Regions from separate parts of the Homo sapiens genome. Here region 2 is linked to region 1. Evidence: chromatin contacts called from ENCODE Hi-C or POLR2A ChIA-PET data. All regions are on one chromosome and are shown on one strand. The core of a region is the stretch at or near the end of the contact, and the rest is flanking DNA. Distances in the headings are between cores, read along the strand shown. Region 1 holds the start of SNHG10 (small nucleolar RNA host gene 10). Region 2 overlaps CLMN (calmin).

Region 1 (7,532 bases), core at 1-2,500:
CAGGGCCCAGGAGCCAGGGCTGCTTCTTTTCCCCACAAACCTCTCCAAGCCCTGGCCCACATAAATTCAGCCCTGTGCTTGAGTATCTAAAGCCAAATGTCATGACTCTTCCCCGACAACATAGATCCCGACTAAGGTCAGCCGACAGCTGTCCCAACCCTTTGCTTGTAGCAACCACAGAGGATGATGCTTGACACCCTGAGCCGTGAGCCAAGCGAGATCAGCCTCCGACCTCACTAGCCTCAAGGGCAACCTCAGCCCTCTCCCCACCATCGACAGCCCTAGACCTTACCCACGAGTAGGCCAATGGCTTCCAACCTCCCCAAAGTGTCCGCGAAAGTACCTATCTCACAGTGGGTCCTTACTATGAGTTTCCTAACCGTGCAGAGCAGTCAGGCAGCGGGCCACCCTCCTCCGAGTCAGTCATTGACAAATCGCCCCGAAACGCCTATATTAGCTCGAAGTGAGGATAAGTGAACCTTTAGGACTTTACCTACTGCTCAAGTTGGCAACAGTACAGAGCCCCAGATCCTCAAGACCCAGTGAAATCAACTACACCCTCAGCCCAGACTCTACTCCAGGGCAGTACTCCTCGCCCTAACCCGGCTCGAACCTTCAGACAGACCCCGGCGGATGGAGCCCCGCTCCCCAGCCCGGCGCGGCGGAACCCCTCGGCCTCGTGCAGCGATGCTCCTGGGCCCGGGGCGGAGGGCGCCTGCCCGGCACACTGGCCTGACCTTGTCGGAGCTCCGGGTCGTCCAGCACGTTGTAGGCCGCGTAATCGCGGACGCCGTGCAGCCGCAGGATCTGCACCACGGCGTTGCTGAAGCCGCACTGGGGCTGCTCCGGCGTCCCCTTGAGGAAGACCACCACCTTGTCCTTCTTCACCAGCGCGTCCAACTGCTCCGCCGAGCCGCCGCCGCCCGCGCCCGAGCCCGCCGCCCGCACGCCCGGACCCCAAAGGCCACCGCCGCCCGCGCCGCGCCCCCAGCGGAGCAGAGCCGCCGCAGCTCGGCCGAGGGACCCGCTCATCTCCGCACGCAAGCCGGAGCCCACGACGGCCCGGGCCCACAGCTGGCCACCCAGAGCGCTCCCCGGCCCGCGGCAGTCCGACCCGCCCCCTGGAGGCCCTCATTGGGCCGGCTCTAAACTGCCCTCCGTGATTGGACAATACTGATCAGTAATTACTCGATTCCACCAATCATGTTGCTCGTCCCGCCCGGCAGGTAGGAGGTGGGCCTTATGCCGGAGCCTCATCCTACTGCCTTACTATTGGTCGTCGGCAACCGCTTTGTTAGTTAATTGGAGAGACTGGATGTCCATCAGGGTCACGCTTGCAGGGCAACGAGAGGCAAAACAAGAGGGAAGACGACTTTCCTCCTGTGAGCCAATGAGGCCAGCTGGACTACGCCGAGACAACTGGGAGAGGCGCGGGACTCGCCCGTTCCGCGGAACGCCGGGAAGGGGTCACCTCCTGATGAAGTTTCCGGTTCCGGTGTCAGCGGCGGTTGAATTGCCATGGCAATGCGGTGGGCGCGCGCTTGTCGTGTTGGTCTCTTGGGAGGTAGCGGGGCTAGGCCGGGCGGGTATCCGCCTCTCCCAGCTTAGGTGAGCGTCCCCGGGCGCCTCCGGAGCGCCGCGGCCGCATGCAGTTCGTCGTGGCGGGGAGCCGGAGCCTGACCGGGGTTCCAGCGCTCGGGCCGTAGCCTTGGCTCCTGGACTTTCCCTGGCTCCGCCGCCACGTGGGAGCTGAGGCTCTGGGGCTTCCGCCTCCGGCGCGCGATTATTTCTCTAGAACAGTTTTCATTTTTAAAATTTGTAAAGCGCTTTTGCCTGTGTGATTTCCTCTGGGTTTTTTTTTTTTTTCTTCCTTTTTGTAGAGACGGAATTGGCGGCGGGGGCGGGGGGTCGATGTCTCACTTTTTTGCCCAGGCTGGTCTCGAACTCCTGGCTTCAAGGGATCCTCCTGCCTCGGCCTCTTAAAGTGCTGGGATTACAGGCGTGAGCCACCGCCCCCGGCCGCCTCTGAGTTTCCAGCCTCGTTGGCCCTCCAGCCTTTTAACCTGTTGGGCCTAGGATCAGGAAAGGTTTGTTGAATGGGGAACTAAGAAGTGAATTCGTTCGTTCGACAAACGTTTCCTGAGCAGCCGCTGGGTGCTAGGCGCAGTGCCAGCGCGGAATGTCCAGGGAGACCTGGTGCCCAAAGCTTGGACCCATCGTGAGAAATGAGAAGCAGATACAAAGCAGTGTGGGAGTGCAGAGGAGACAAAGCAAGCCTCATCAGGCCCATTGCTTGCTCTGCTCTCCCTTGTACTTACCAGTGCTTGACAATATACAGTTATTTACTAGCTTGGTTATTGACTTCCTACCCAGCACTCAGTTTTATTCACTGCTGTATCCTCAGTGCCTAGGACGATGCTTGGAACGTGGTAAGTGCTCCTATTGGCGGGAAGAATAAATCCGGAAGAGCAGGACCAGTGGACTTGCTACATAATCTGTAGTCTTGGAGCCGCACAGGGTTGGTGGTACCCTCGAGCACACCAGACTTGCAGAAAAAGCATACTCCAGAGGAAGCTGAGGCATGCCTGCTCGAGAGCCAGCTGTTCCATGTGCAATTTTCCTCTGATAGTTTCTGGTCACTGTTGCCACGGTGATAATGACTGGGCTATGTCATTATCTATCCGCCAACAGTAAGAGAAGCTTTGCAGTCGAGATATTGTTTAGCAGATGGAGTGTTTTCTGTTGAACACTAAGTACTGCCACAAGTTACTTTTTTTTTTTTAAACTTTGAGTATTTTTTTACAATGTTGCTGGAGGTGATCTGTTTATGCTTTGAGAGTGTTCGAATTTAAAATCAGAAAATCATGTCAGTGAGTGAGTCTTTCAAATAATCCTTCGGCATGAAACCTGAGCCTAGTAAACTATGAAAGTAAACTCGGCACATTACCCGAAAGTCTCAATGTCATATTTTCACCCCCATCAATATTATTGATGATTGCTCATTTTCTAATGTGGGACCTGAAATTTACCAGGTGCTTAAAGAATCTTTTTGTTTTTCAGATTCATTGATTCCAGGTAAATCAGAGGAACAAGCAACATGAACAGAAATATGTAGAAAAAGCTATTATGCAGAAGCATAATTGTTGTTTCAGAAGTCCAGCATCTGGTGCACTTAACAATAGAGAATATATTAAACTCTTTCCAAAATAACCTGTTGTTCCTACCTGTGTTGTAAGTGTTTTGTTTGTTTTTAAGTAAATATTGGTGATTTGTTGCCAAAAACCTAAACTGTTTGTTGCTGTCAACTTAAATAACGAACAGAGAGAGGCTCTCTAAAAGAAAATGGCATTTATTCAGGAATAGAGCACTGCAATGAGAAAATGCATGCGATAGTTAACTGTGTGTATCCTGGGAGATAGAGGAAGACAAAGGTCTTTAAAGGAAAAATGAGGAGGGTTACATAATTGTTTTGAGATAATTATTTTTGACTACAAGGATCAGTAACAAAGGTGACACCAGTCCCAGGTTGGACAGGCAGGTGCTCGGCAGGCATTGCAGAAGTATTTTTTGTGTAAGATTGAGATGGCCTTTGTGCAGGATTGTGGTTTTGGAATCTTCTGTGATCGTTTTTGCTATCAGGCATTTATGCTTGCGAACTCTTTATGGCCTTCCCTGTGTCTATTTTGATTCCACCTTTCTCATTGCCCACTCTAAACTGTAATTCTGCTTTTATGTTGACTGAGATCAGGAGAAGAATTTGCAAACTTATATCCTGAGACAGAACAGTAATGAGGAGTATCGTGTTCCTTACCTAATGTATAATATTGGGCTCAGAAGCAGTTGTCTTTTTTATTTGTTGAACGTTGTATTAAGTTGAGAATGCAGCTGCCATTAAAGATTAAGAGTAATCCTTGAGAAGGAAGAGTACAAAGCCTGTGTTTTGCTAAATCATAGTGAAGTTGCCGTGTTTTTGTAGAATATGATAAGAACATACAGTGTGTGAAATGCTAAGGATATGGAAAAGCATGTTGGTGCTCTTTCAAGGAGCTATTTTGATAGCATGAGCAAGGGCAGGAAACAGATCATGTATCTGAACCAAAGAAATTGAAACAATACATCTAAATTTAAATTTTTAATAAAACAACCCAAAATATAGTGAAATACTTAGCACCAAACATCAGTGATCTTAAGAAGCAAAGAAAACAGTATTCAAAATACTTCGTCCAAAGTATCAGACTTTTGCATAAAGTTTGGCATTTTGGTTTTGAGATTCCTCTTTAGTCCTATGATGAAAACATGACAAAATATACATCTTAAATAAACAGTTGTCATCAGTCTGCATCTATGACCAGATGTTTTGGGTGTTTTGAGTAAATGGCCTGTCTTAGCATGTGATGGCTTCCTGCCTCGTGAACATTAGTGAAGAGGTGAGGGTGGGAAGTACTCAGGAACTTCTGAGAATCCTGGGATTTGAGTCACAGGATTGGTTAAACCCCAAACTAAATAATCATGCCGTGTAAACATGCTGACTCAGGCATCCTAAAAATGTTTTTCTTCCTTGTGTTTATTTATAGATAAGGCTTTACTATATTTGGTAGAACTCCTGTTTTCTATCCACTTCTCCAAAAACAAATTCGCCATTGAATTCATCGTGTAAACCTCCACATATCTGAGATAGCTTCTTCCGTTTATCAGCCCCAAATGAAGAACTAGAGTTCAGATTATTGAACTGAAGGTGATGCTTTATCTGAGCACTCCACATGTCAGTGTTTCTGTACCTTTACTTTTTTAAAAAATTATTTTTTAAAAAGATGAGGTCTCAGTAGGTTGCCCAGACTGGTCTCCAACACCTGGTCTCGAATACTCCTCCCGCCTTGCCCTCCCAAAGTGCTAGGGTTACAGGTGTGAGCCGCCGCACTGGCCCTGTTCATTTTATGCTCAGTGCTGCATTCTTGTTTGTTCTTAGAAAATGAGAGGGTGTGTTTGCATGAGAACGTGTGGTACAGAAGTGTCTATCTGAGCTGGCCAGAACATTCTGCAAATGTCATATTAAGGGCAAAATGGCTGCTTGGATTGTACAAGGGGCCGAACCACCACGCATTCCTAAGCTAAAATAGCAGATTCTATTGACCTGAGCTGGAACCTGAAAGCTTCCTCTGTGATGCACTGAGCTATCATCTAGTAGTTTTAGAGCATCACTGCAACCCTGGAACTACCTGGATTCCCTGATAACACCAAAAATAATGTAATGTATAAGAAACTGAAGCAAAATGCAGCCCTCAGAATTTTTCTAGTCCCTATTGTGGAGATAGAAATGCTTGTTGGATTTCGACTACCTCTATCTGACAAGGCAGCTGGTTTATTAATACTTCTTTGGCCGAGGCTTTGCTCATCCCTGCCGCCCACATCTTGGAGACAGGAAGGCAGGCCAGCCTCCACTGTGTCACACAAGTCCTGCTCCCTTCACCTGCCCTGAGTCACTGGGTCACTGAAGAGAAAGGGCATGCTGTAGATCTGGTTAGTTCAGTCTAGAATAGACCGTGGGAGATAGGTGAGCATTTATGAAAAGCCCAGATGCCATGACAACCCAGTTTTGTCCTGGAATTTGGGTGGAGGTGTAGTCCTGGGTTCTGGTCTTAAACGTCGCTGAGTACTTGAGTTCTTTTTGATTTTCCTCAGATTTTTCCACATCTATTTTCCCCTTTCTGGATTTTGGAAAAATCCAAATTGATGTCTGCCGAAGTTTGTATATAATTGAAGAATTTCTTCATATAAAGGCTGCAGCGTTGTAAGAAATCTGTGTGTACTTTCTCTGCTCATAAATATTTACCCCCAAATGTTATCATCTTGCATAGATTGTACTTTTTTGTTAAATTTTTGTGTGTATACATGAATTCATTCGAAGCATACATTAACCCTAGGATAACAGTTCTCAGACATTTTGGTCTCCAAATTATGTTTTTTTCTAATATAATATGTTGATAGACATTAGCACTTGTGTCTCTAAGTTTTGTTGCCTTCACATGCAATTTCTGTTTTCCTGCTGATTCATAGCATCACCAACAAGTCCTGTAGAAAATCAACTATCCCAGTTATCTTTGCTGGCTCTGCATATATACTAGATACACAGATGATTTTTGGGCTTTGTAAATTAAAATGACAAAAGTTCAATCCAGAGATCTAATAGCTGGACGTGGTGGCTCACATCTGTAATCCCAGCACTTTGGAAGGCCAAGGCGGGCAGATCACCTAAGGTCAGGAGTTCAAGACCAGCCTGGCCAACATGGCGAAACCCCATCTCTACTAAAAATACAAAAAATTAGCCGGACGTGGTAGCGGGCACCTGTAATCCCAGCTGCTTGGAGACTGAGGCAGGAGAATTGCTGTAACCCAGGAGGCGGAGGTTGCAGTGAGCTGAGATCTCGCCACTTCACTGCATACTCCAGCCTGGGCAACAGAGCGAGACTCCAACTCAAAAAAACAGACAAACACACAGAAAACCAAAAATCTAATAAAAAAAAATCTAAGCCTATAGCCTGCTGTTTCTGAAAGCTATGTTCCTCTTGTCCCCACGCTGCTTTCTCGCATTGAGGGCCAAGCTCCTCGGCTGCGTGCCTTGAAAGTCATACACCTGTTGGATTTCATTCTGTTGCAAGCCTTATTTAATAACAAGGACATGGGCCTGAATCATATCTCCCGGAAAGTGGTATTGAGAATTAAGTGGTAATCGTAAAACTTGTTAAGCCTTTTGGTTAAAGGTGATGAAAGAATTGTTTATTTTCCCCAACTGCCTGTTTAATGGCAGTGTTTTGTAGTATTATGTGTTTCTTTTTTTTTTAACCAGCAGATAGTTTCTATAACTCAAATTATTACATTCCAGAGACCTGAAAAGGTCCCTAGATCGCAGAATAGAAAGAGTAAGGAGGCAGTGCTGTTGTGTATCCAACCTGTTAGGAAGATTTATCTGTTAGCAGAAGTTTATGTCTCCCTCTGATAGTCACTGAGTTTGCAGCCAGAAGAACATTTAGGAAATTTAATTGTTTTCTTTTGAATAATTGCTAAGATGTATTGCCAAGGCCATAAATACACTTTATCATGAGTCAGAATTTCACTTTGTACTTCAGTCTTTGAGCTTTAATAATTTCATGCCTTCAAAATGCAGTCTTGCTATTGTGGGAACCCATTGCTCCAGCCTTCTTCAATCGTTCATCTAGGCCTGGCGCAGTGGCTCATGCCTGTAATCCCAGCACTTTGGGAGACCGAGGCGGGTGGATCACCTGAGGTCAGGAGTTCGAGACCAGCCTGGCCAACATGGTGAAACCCCGGCTCTACTAAAAATGCAAAATTAGGCGAGCATGGTGGTGGGTGCCTGTAGTCCTAGCTACTTGGGAGGCTGAGGCAGGAAAATTGCTTGAGCCCAGGAGGTGGAGGTTGCAGTGAGTCAAGATCGCACCACTGCACTCCAGCCTGGGCGACAGAGCAAGACTCTGTCTCAGAAATAAACAAATAAATAGAAAACAGTTCATCTAGCA
Region 2 (7,532 bases), core at 2,584-5,083, 320 kb after region 1:
CCCTGCACACGTTCTCTTGCCTGTCGCCATGTGAGACGTGTCTTGCTTCCCCTTCGCCCTCCACCATGATTGTGAGGCCTCTCCAACCATGTGGAACTGTGTGTCCATTAATCCCCTTTCCTTTTATAAATTACTCAGTCTCAGGTAGTATCTTTGCAGCAACATGAGAACGGACTAATACACCTACATCATAGGTTTATTGTGAGAATAAACTGAGTTAATATTTGTAAGAAGTTTAGAATAGAGGCTGCATATGGTAAGTGCTGTGTATGTGTTAATTAAATACACTTTTGCATGCTGAGTGTCCCTGAGAATGGCAGGGTAAGTAAGAAAAACAGGCTCATGCAAACACACACACACACACACACACACACACACACACACACACACACAGAGAGAGAGAGAGAACCAGAAAATAACATATGTTATCCTCCCTGGACACCTCGCTTTAAGTTCATAAATTGCTTCCCTCCAGGTAAAACTGGTTAGCATTGATGCAGCAGAAATAGCAGATGGCAACCCTTCTTTGGTTCTTGGGCTGATATGGAACATAATCCTCTTCTTCCAGGTAAGATCATTTCTTTTCCAAAACACACAATCATGATCTTGTGTCTGCTGAGCAGCCACAGAAGAGAGTGGGGCCAGATTAAGGGAGGCAGTGAGGCTTAGTTTATGGCAGATTTTATCTTTTCTACTCACTGAAAAAGCACTAGAAGAATCTGGTTGCTAAAGTGTTTGAGTCTCTGTGATTTTAAAAGCGGTGCAAGTTCTCTAGAAGAGAATATCTATCCTCTTGGGTCTGGAAGAGTTAAATATTTACTTCAAAAAATAACTTTGTTCTAAAGTGTCACAAGAACCGGGGAATACTCCTGACCAAAACTGGAACTTGGTAGAGTTACTTTCCTGAAATCACTCAGTGTTCCTTAGAGGTGATTAAAGAGCTTGCACTAAAGATGCCTGAGGAAGAAGAATAACAGGCGAGACCTTATTGTTCTGTTCTTTGCAACTTCAGCCTCTAACTGGAAATGCAGATTTGATAGAGGGAGAACTGGATCTGTGATTGGAATAAGAAGATGACATTTTATTTTTATTTTATTTTTTATTGTTATACTTTAAGTTCTGGGGCACATGTGCAGAATGTGCAGGTTTGTTACATAGGTATACACGTGCCATGGTGGTTTGCCGCACCCATCAACCCATCAGAAGATGACATTTTAAATTGTGCTCAAGTTCATTTCCCTGTCAGAAGGAGAGAGCTGGTATCTCATTTTCTAGAGCCCACCCGCTTTTGGAATAGAAACTTGTGGTTCACTGTTCGATTACCCTCCCAAGAGTGAAAGTGATCCACACGGGCATGATTTGCTTGGATTTTGGCGCAATGCCTGCATTTCAGAGAAGCATGAGCACAAACAAGGTCTGGAGACAATAGTTCCTGTTCTGAGTGAACCATGAACTTAAAAAAAAAAAAATACTGTCTCTCTCAGAGCCTCAGTTTCCATGTCTGTGAAATGGGAGCAGTGGTCATAATAGGTGGTGAGCATCAAAAGAAGCCATGTGGGCTGGGCACAGTGGCTCACGCATATAATCCCAGAACTTTGGGAGGCCATGGCGGCAGGGTCGCTTGAGCCCAGGAGTTCCAACATCAGCCCTGGAAACAGAGCAAGACCCCATCTCTACAAAAAACAAACAAAATTAGCCAGGCATGGTGGTGTGTGCCTGTAATCCCAGCAACTTGGAAGGCTGAGTTTGGAGGATTACTTGAACCTGAGAGTTCAAGGCTATAGTGAGACATGATCATGCCACTGCACTCCAGCCTGGGCAACAGAATGAGATCCTGTCTCAAAAAAAAAAAAAAAAAAAAAAAGCAGCAGCAGCCACCATGTGTTATACATATGCTTCAATTACTGCTACCTGTTATTAAACTTCCTCAGAGATTCTGGAAACATCCCGAAGATGTGGTAAAAGTCAAGACCTTAAATCCACCACCGTAGGGCTTCATTTATTTATTTAACAAATGTCTATTGAGTTTCTCCAAGATGCCAGGTGCTGAAAGTAAAAGGCCCTGCCCTCATGACCCTTTAGGATCACAGACAAGTCAATCCTATATGGTAGAAGGTGATGCAAGAGCTCCAAGCAGGGGCAGCTAGCTCAGATGGGGGAGTGCAGTAAGGAAAACTTCCTGGAAGAAGTGACACCAGAGCTGGGTTTTGAAGGATGAGTAGGAGTGCGCTAGACCTCCTACTCATCTTTCAAACTAAGTTAGACGTAACCTACTGTGTGTGTGAATTGCCTGAGGGTGGTATTGAAACAGATTCTGATTCCAGTAGCTCTGGGGTAGAGCCTAGGGTTCTGCATATCTTACAGAAGTCCTCATGAGAGGAGTTCACTGATGGAGGGAAGGGACATCGAGGCAGCAAGGGCAGGATGAGCAGAAGCAATGGGGCTTGAAAGAGCTCAGTGAAGTCTGGGAGTGATGGGCGGTGAGAGGAAAGGGGCGGCAGAGTTGGGTCAGGAAGACCTGGTGTGAAGTGCTGGCTGGAGCTGGAGAGACTCCAGGAAAAGACGGTCCTCCCTATAGAGTGTAATTACGTGTACCACAAGCCACAAGAAACGGACAGGCCATCACAAGTACTGCCTGTCCCCTGCCACAGCCATCAGAAAGGGTTTCTCTGCATTCAGAGAAGCAATCCTGCCTGAGCCGGTCCCTCCAGCCATGGTCCATATGGCCACCCGCCAGACAAGGGGCTTGCTGAGAGGGTGGGTCTGTTGCTGGGGTCTGAAATGCCATTTTCCTTCCAGATTAAGGAGCTCACAGGCAACCTCAGCAGAAACTCTCCATCTTCCAGCTTGTCCCCTGGCTCAGGGGGCACAGACTCAGACTCATCCTTCCCACCCACACCCACTGCAGAGAGGAGCGTGGCAATATCGGTGAAAGACCAGAGGAAGGCTATCAAGGCCCTGTTGGCGTGGGTGCAGAGGAAAACGAGAAAGTAAGCCGCAGCCCCTCTCCCCACACTACTTCATTTAACTAGCTGCTTTCAGGCAGAGGAAAGGAGAATTAGTATTTATTAAGGTGCCAGTTATGTATGTGCCCATTGCTTCATATAGAATATCAGAACAGGGGGCAGGCGCGGTGGCTCATGCCTGTAATCCCAGCACTTTGGGAGGCCGAGGCGAGTGGATCACCAGGTCAGGGATCAAGACCATCCTGGCTAACACGGTGAAACCCTGTCTCTACTAAACAATACAAACAAAATTAGCCGGGCGTGGTGGCGGGCACCTGTAGTCCCAGCTACTCGGGAGGCTGAGGCAGGAGAATGGCGTGAACCTGGGAGGCGGAGCTTGCAGTGAGCCGAGTTCACTCCACTGCATTCCAGCCTGGGCAACAGAGCGAGACAACATCTCAAAAAAAAAAAAAAAAAGAATGTCAGAACAGGAAACCCTGCATTTTTCTGGTTTTGCAGTACACACAAAATGCAGTTTGCAGAATGTTTGGTTTGCACAAAGCTGATAAGATTTGAATACAGATCAGAGGAGCCTTCATCATGTTGCCTCTCAACATGGGCATGTCTCTTGGATTCTAATGACTTGTGTGCATTTAAGCTTCAGGGTATCTTCCAGAGTCTGTACCTACTTTAAAAATAGTAATAATAAAGGCTGTAACATACTCAAAGTTAGGTCGGACCTTCCAAAATCGAGACGGGAACTGGAGCCAAGTTCCGGCCCTGTTTCACCCCACACCGGCAGCAGAGTGATTTTAGCAGTTTTGTATCAGGCCTTTTTACCAGCAGCAGGCCCACAGCCCCTGGACCATGGGCACAAATGCCAGACCAGTGTGGTGGAAACCAAACCAACTCGGGGCCGCCCCAGCTCCTCAGCGTACAGACTGGTTGAGATCCTGGTGAATCATTTACCTTTCCAAGCCCCAACTGCAAATAGTATCCTATCACACACTGCCTTCCAGGACAATTAGGTGAAATTAAATAAAATCCATGAAAGAGCACCTTGCACAGTGCCAGCCCATATTAAGCACTTCACAAATATTGATTCCTTTATCCCCTGTGTGTGGAAATAAAAGAGGGAAGAGAGGTTGGATCTTCAGAGTTTTGATTGAGAGATCAAGCGTGGTAGATTGAAATTGACAAATGTGAACCACCATTAAATGTTGTTTACATAAATATCAACCAAAAAAAAGTTCATTGTCAGGGGTTAGGGTAGAAGGGGGGTGTGATGTATGGGAGAGGAAGTGTCTTGGGGTGATAGGACAGTTCTGTTTCTCTATTGTGGTGGTTACATTAATCTGTACACCACCGCCATGAAAAGTAACACCTGTGAAAATGTGAAATTCAAATGCAGTCTATAGCTTGATTAATAATTGTCTTGGACCAGTATTGGTGTTCTGGTTTGGATAACGCACCCTGGTAGCATAAGATGCTGTCACTGGAGGAAGCTGGGGAAAGAGTAGAGACTCTCTGTACTGTGTTTCAACTTCTTTTGGGTCTTAAATGATTTCCAAATAAAAAGGTACTTGGTTGTTTTTGGTTTTTTTTTTTTTTTTTAAGAGCGTTTATTGACCACGGTTGAGAGATTGGTGGAGTCTCAGGATAGATTCTACAGGAAATTAGTGCCTGGCAAGATTCTCTCCTCTTTTGTCCTTCACTTTTACTTTTAAAAAGTTGAGGTAGCCTCCATTCTACAAAATAGAGTGAAAGCTCTCTGCCCCTCACTTTTACAATGGTGCTTTTATTTCTATTACTGATAATAGTAGCTGTCATTAGTGAGTGGCTTTCTTGGGCTCCCAACGTTGTATATTAGGTTGACCCTATGACTTGGCCGTTCTTCTGGGGCCAGGCTCGACTTTCCCCACAAAAGCCCCAGCAAGTTCACTGTGTGGAGTTTGAGGCTCAGAGAGGTAGGTGACTTGCCCAAGGCCATGGCACTAGAAGCATAGAGGGGACAGCTGAGGTACAAACTTGTGTCTTTCTGGTTCCATTTTTATGGCACAGCACATTCCATGTTATGTTTTCAATGTCACTGATACAAGGAATGGTCTATACAGTTGGTCCTTTATGTGTCTGGGAATTGGGGAACCCAGGGTCCTATTTTGCCTCTTTGTTCAGTGTATACCCTCCTATTCCATTTGGCTGGAAATGGAAATGTGAGTGGTTCAGGGCAGCTCTCCCATGCTCAGGGATGAAGGCGTCTTCACCTGGCGAGGTCGGCAGCTCTGCCCCACTCAAAAACTCACGCGGCTGCTGCATGCTGACCTTGCACCTTTGAGTCTGTTTACTAACCAGCATCCTGGCCGCCGCTGCTGTTTTTCCTTCAGGTATGGCGTGGCGGTGCAGGACTTTGCGGGCAGTTGGAGGAGTGGGCTGGCTTTCCTGGCGGTGATCAAGGCCATTGACCCCAGCCTGGTGGACATGAAACAGGCCCTGGAAAATTCCACACGAGAAAATCTAGAGAAGGCTTTCAGCATCGCACAGGATGCCCTGCACATCCCCAGGCTCCTGGAGCCAGAAGGTAGCAGTGGTTCTCTCTTTCTTTCTAATAATTTTTTTTTACAAATGTACCACTTGCTGTCCCATGTGGAAAATCTGGAAAATACAGAAAAATCTAATGAAGAAGATTTTTTCTCCTATATTTCTACCACTCAGATCATATGGATATTTTTCCGATATTTTATATGCCTCTAATTATATTTTTACATAATTGTTATCATTTACTGTATATATATAATTTTGTACTTTTTATTTAACATTATATCATAAGTATTTTACATACTTCTATAATGTATTATATATTTTTATTGGCTGCATAATAATTCATCTAGTGGGCATACTAAAATGTACTTAGTGGCTGGGCGTGGTGGCTCACGCCTATAATCCCAGCACTTTGGGAGGCCGAGGCAGGTGGATCACCTGAGGTCAGGAGTTCGAGACCAGCCTGGCCAACATGGTGAAACCCCATCTCCACTAATAATACAAAAATTAGCTGGGCGTGGTGGCGCAGTCTGTAATCCCAGCTACTCGGGAGACTGAGGCAGGAGAATCACTTGAGTCCGGGAGGTGGAAGTTGCAGTGAGCTGAGATCGTGCCACTGCACTCCAGCCTGGGCGACAGAGCCAGACTCTGTCTCCAAAAAAAAAAAATGTACTTAGCTCTTCCACTACTGGTAGACATTGAGGTTGTTTCTGAAATATTTCCTTTTAGATATAACAACACCGCAGTGAACATCTTAGTAAATAAAGCTCAACGTGCATCCCAGATTATTTCCTTAAGGACCAGGTTTCATTAGCAGAATGACAGAGGGGGAGAGCCCATACCTGTTTAAAGGGTTTGGCTATCTCTGTGAAGTTGCCTTCCACGTGGGTTAGGCTAACGTAGGACTCCGTATACCATATGTAGGCTGCCTGGTTCACCGTCCTTGCCCATGGAGCCAGCAGCGAGCTGGCTGCTTACTGTGGAAGGGACTAAAACAGCAAGGAAGAAGGGACAGAATTTTGGGAATAAGAAGCCCTAAATTCTATATCCTTGCTTCTCTGTTCATCAGCCAGCTGTGAGATTTCAGTTAAATGATTCACCACCTTTGAGCCTAAAGTTCCTCAAGTGGAAAATAAAGAGAAAAAACCTTCAATAATCTGTGGGATTCTTCACCATCAGGCATCCGGGAATACTATTGAAAGCGTGTGTGTTTGTATCTCCTGCTAATTCCTGTGTCTCTCTCGACAGACATCATGGTTGACACACCAGACGAGCAGTCTATCATGACTTACGTGGCACAGTTTCTAGAACGTTTTCCGGAGTTGGAAGCCGTATGTTTGCTTTTCTTACCTTTAATTCCGACACCATACATTTCCATCCGCTGGCCATCAGACGAAGCAGGGACGTGGGCAGCGTTGCTCTGTGTAACTAGCAGTCAAAATCGCCAGTTGCTCCCAAGTCCCTTGAGCACGGCCTTACCATGTTTTAATTTCAGAATGATAGTTGTCCCCCTCATATGCGGGGGATACAGTTCAAGACCCCCAGTCGATGCTTGAAACTTCGGATAGTACCGAACCCTATATATACCACTTTTTTCCTATACATATGTATCTATGATAAAGTTTAATTAATAAATTAGGCACAGAAAGAGATTAACAACAACTAATAGTTACATAGAACAATTATAACCATGGGCCGACATCATTACTTTTGCAGTTTGGGGCCATTCTTAAGTAAAATAAGGGCTATGTGAACACAAGCACTTTGATATCGTGGTGGCTGATCTCTGATCATCCAGACAGCTACTGAGTGAGTGACAGATGGGTGGCAGAGATGGCATGGATGTGCTAGACAAAGGAACGAGTCACGTCCCAGGCAGGACAGAGCAGGATGGTGAGAGATTTCATCCCACTACTCAGAACAGCACTCCATTTGAAACTTAGGAATTGTTTATTTCTGGAATTTTCCATTTAATCTTTTCAGACCACAGTTGACCATGGGTGACTGAAACCTCAGAAAGAAAAACCGCAAATAAGGGGGGAACTATTT

Evidence for each region. Hi-C counts contacts between places; a loop is a spot of excess contacts on that map. ChIA-PET counts read pairs that join two places held with the same protein, here RNA polymerase II (POLR2A). Pooled maps may share reads with other maps.
Region 2: a pooled map shows a loop between it and region 1 (2.5-fold over the local background). The contact joins the enhancer-like site here to the promoter of SNHG10 in region 1. A Hi-C loop is called at or near these places in 2 of 168 maps with a recorded cell type or tissue (IMR-90 and chondrocyte) and 1 of 50 pooled maps. POLR2A ChIA-PET finds 5 or more read pairs at or near these places in 1 of 52 experiments (activated CD8-positive, alpha-beta memory T cell).

The regions. Positions count from the first base shown.
Region 1 is chr14:95,528,590-95,536,121 of GRCh38, reverse strand. SNHG10 (small nucleolar RNA host gene 10) reads left to right here and starts at 1,250. Exons shown (of 1, transcript NR_003138.3): 1 at 1,250-3,210. It overlaps GLRX5 (glutaredoxin 5), which reads right to left and starts at 1,072. Exons shown (of 2, transcript NM_016417.3): 1 at 738-1,072. The coding sequence starts at 1,032. It also overlaps SCARNA13. RefSeq lists silencers at 640-699, 910-1,199 and enhancers at 1,340-1,799, 1,063-1,852, 1,853-2,642.
Region 2 is chr14:95,208,677-95,216,208 of GRCh38, reverse strand. It overlaps CLMN (calmin), which reads left to right. Exons shown (of 13, transcript NM_024734.4): 5 at 476-568; 6 at 2,800-2,990; 7 at 5,330-5,523; 8 at 6,732-6,814. Among named protein-coding and RNA genes, the nearest start is that of DICER1-AS1, 55 kb to the right of the region's middle. RefSeq lists an enhancer at 4,174-4,223. Within about 2 kb of position 3,833, at least 4 of the 41 ENCODE cell types and tissues checked have a DNase peak (open chromatin) inside an H3K27ac peak, as active enhancers do.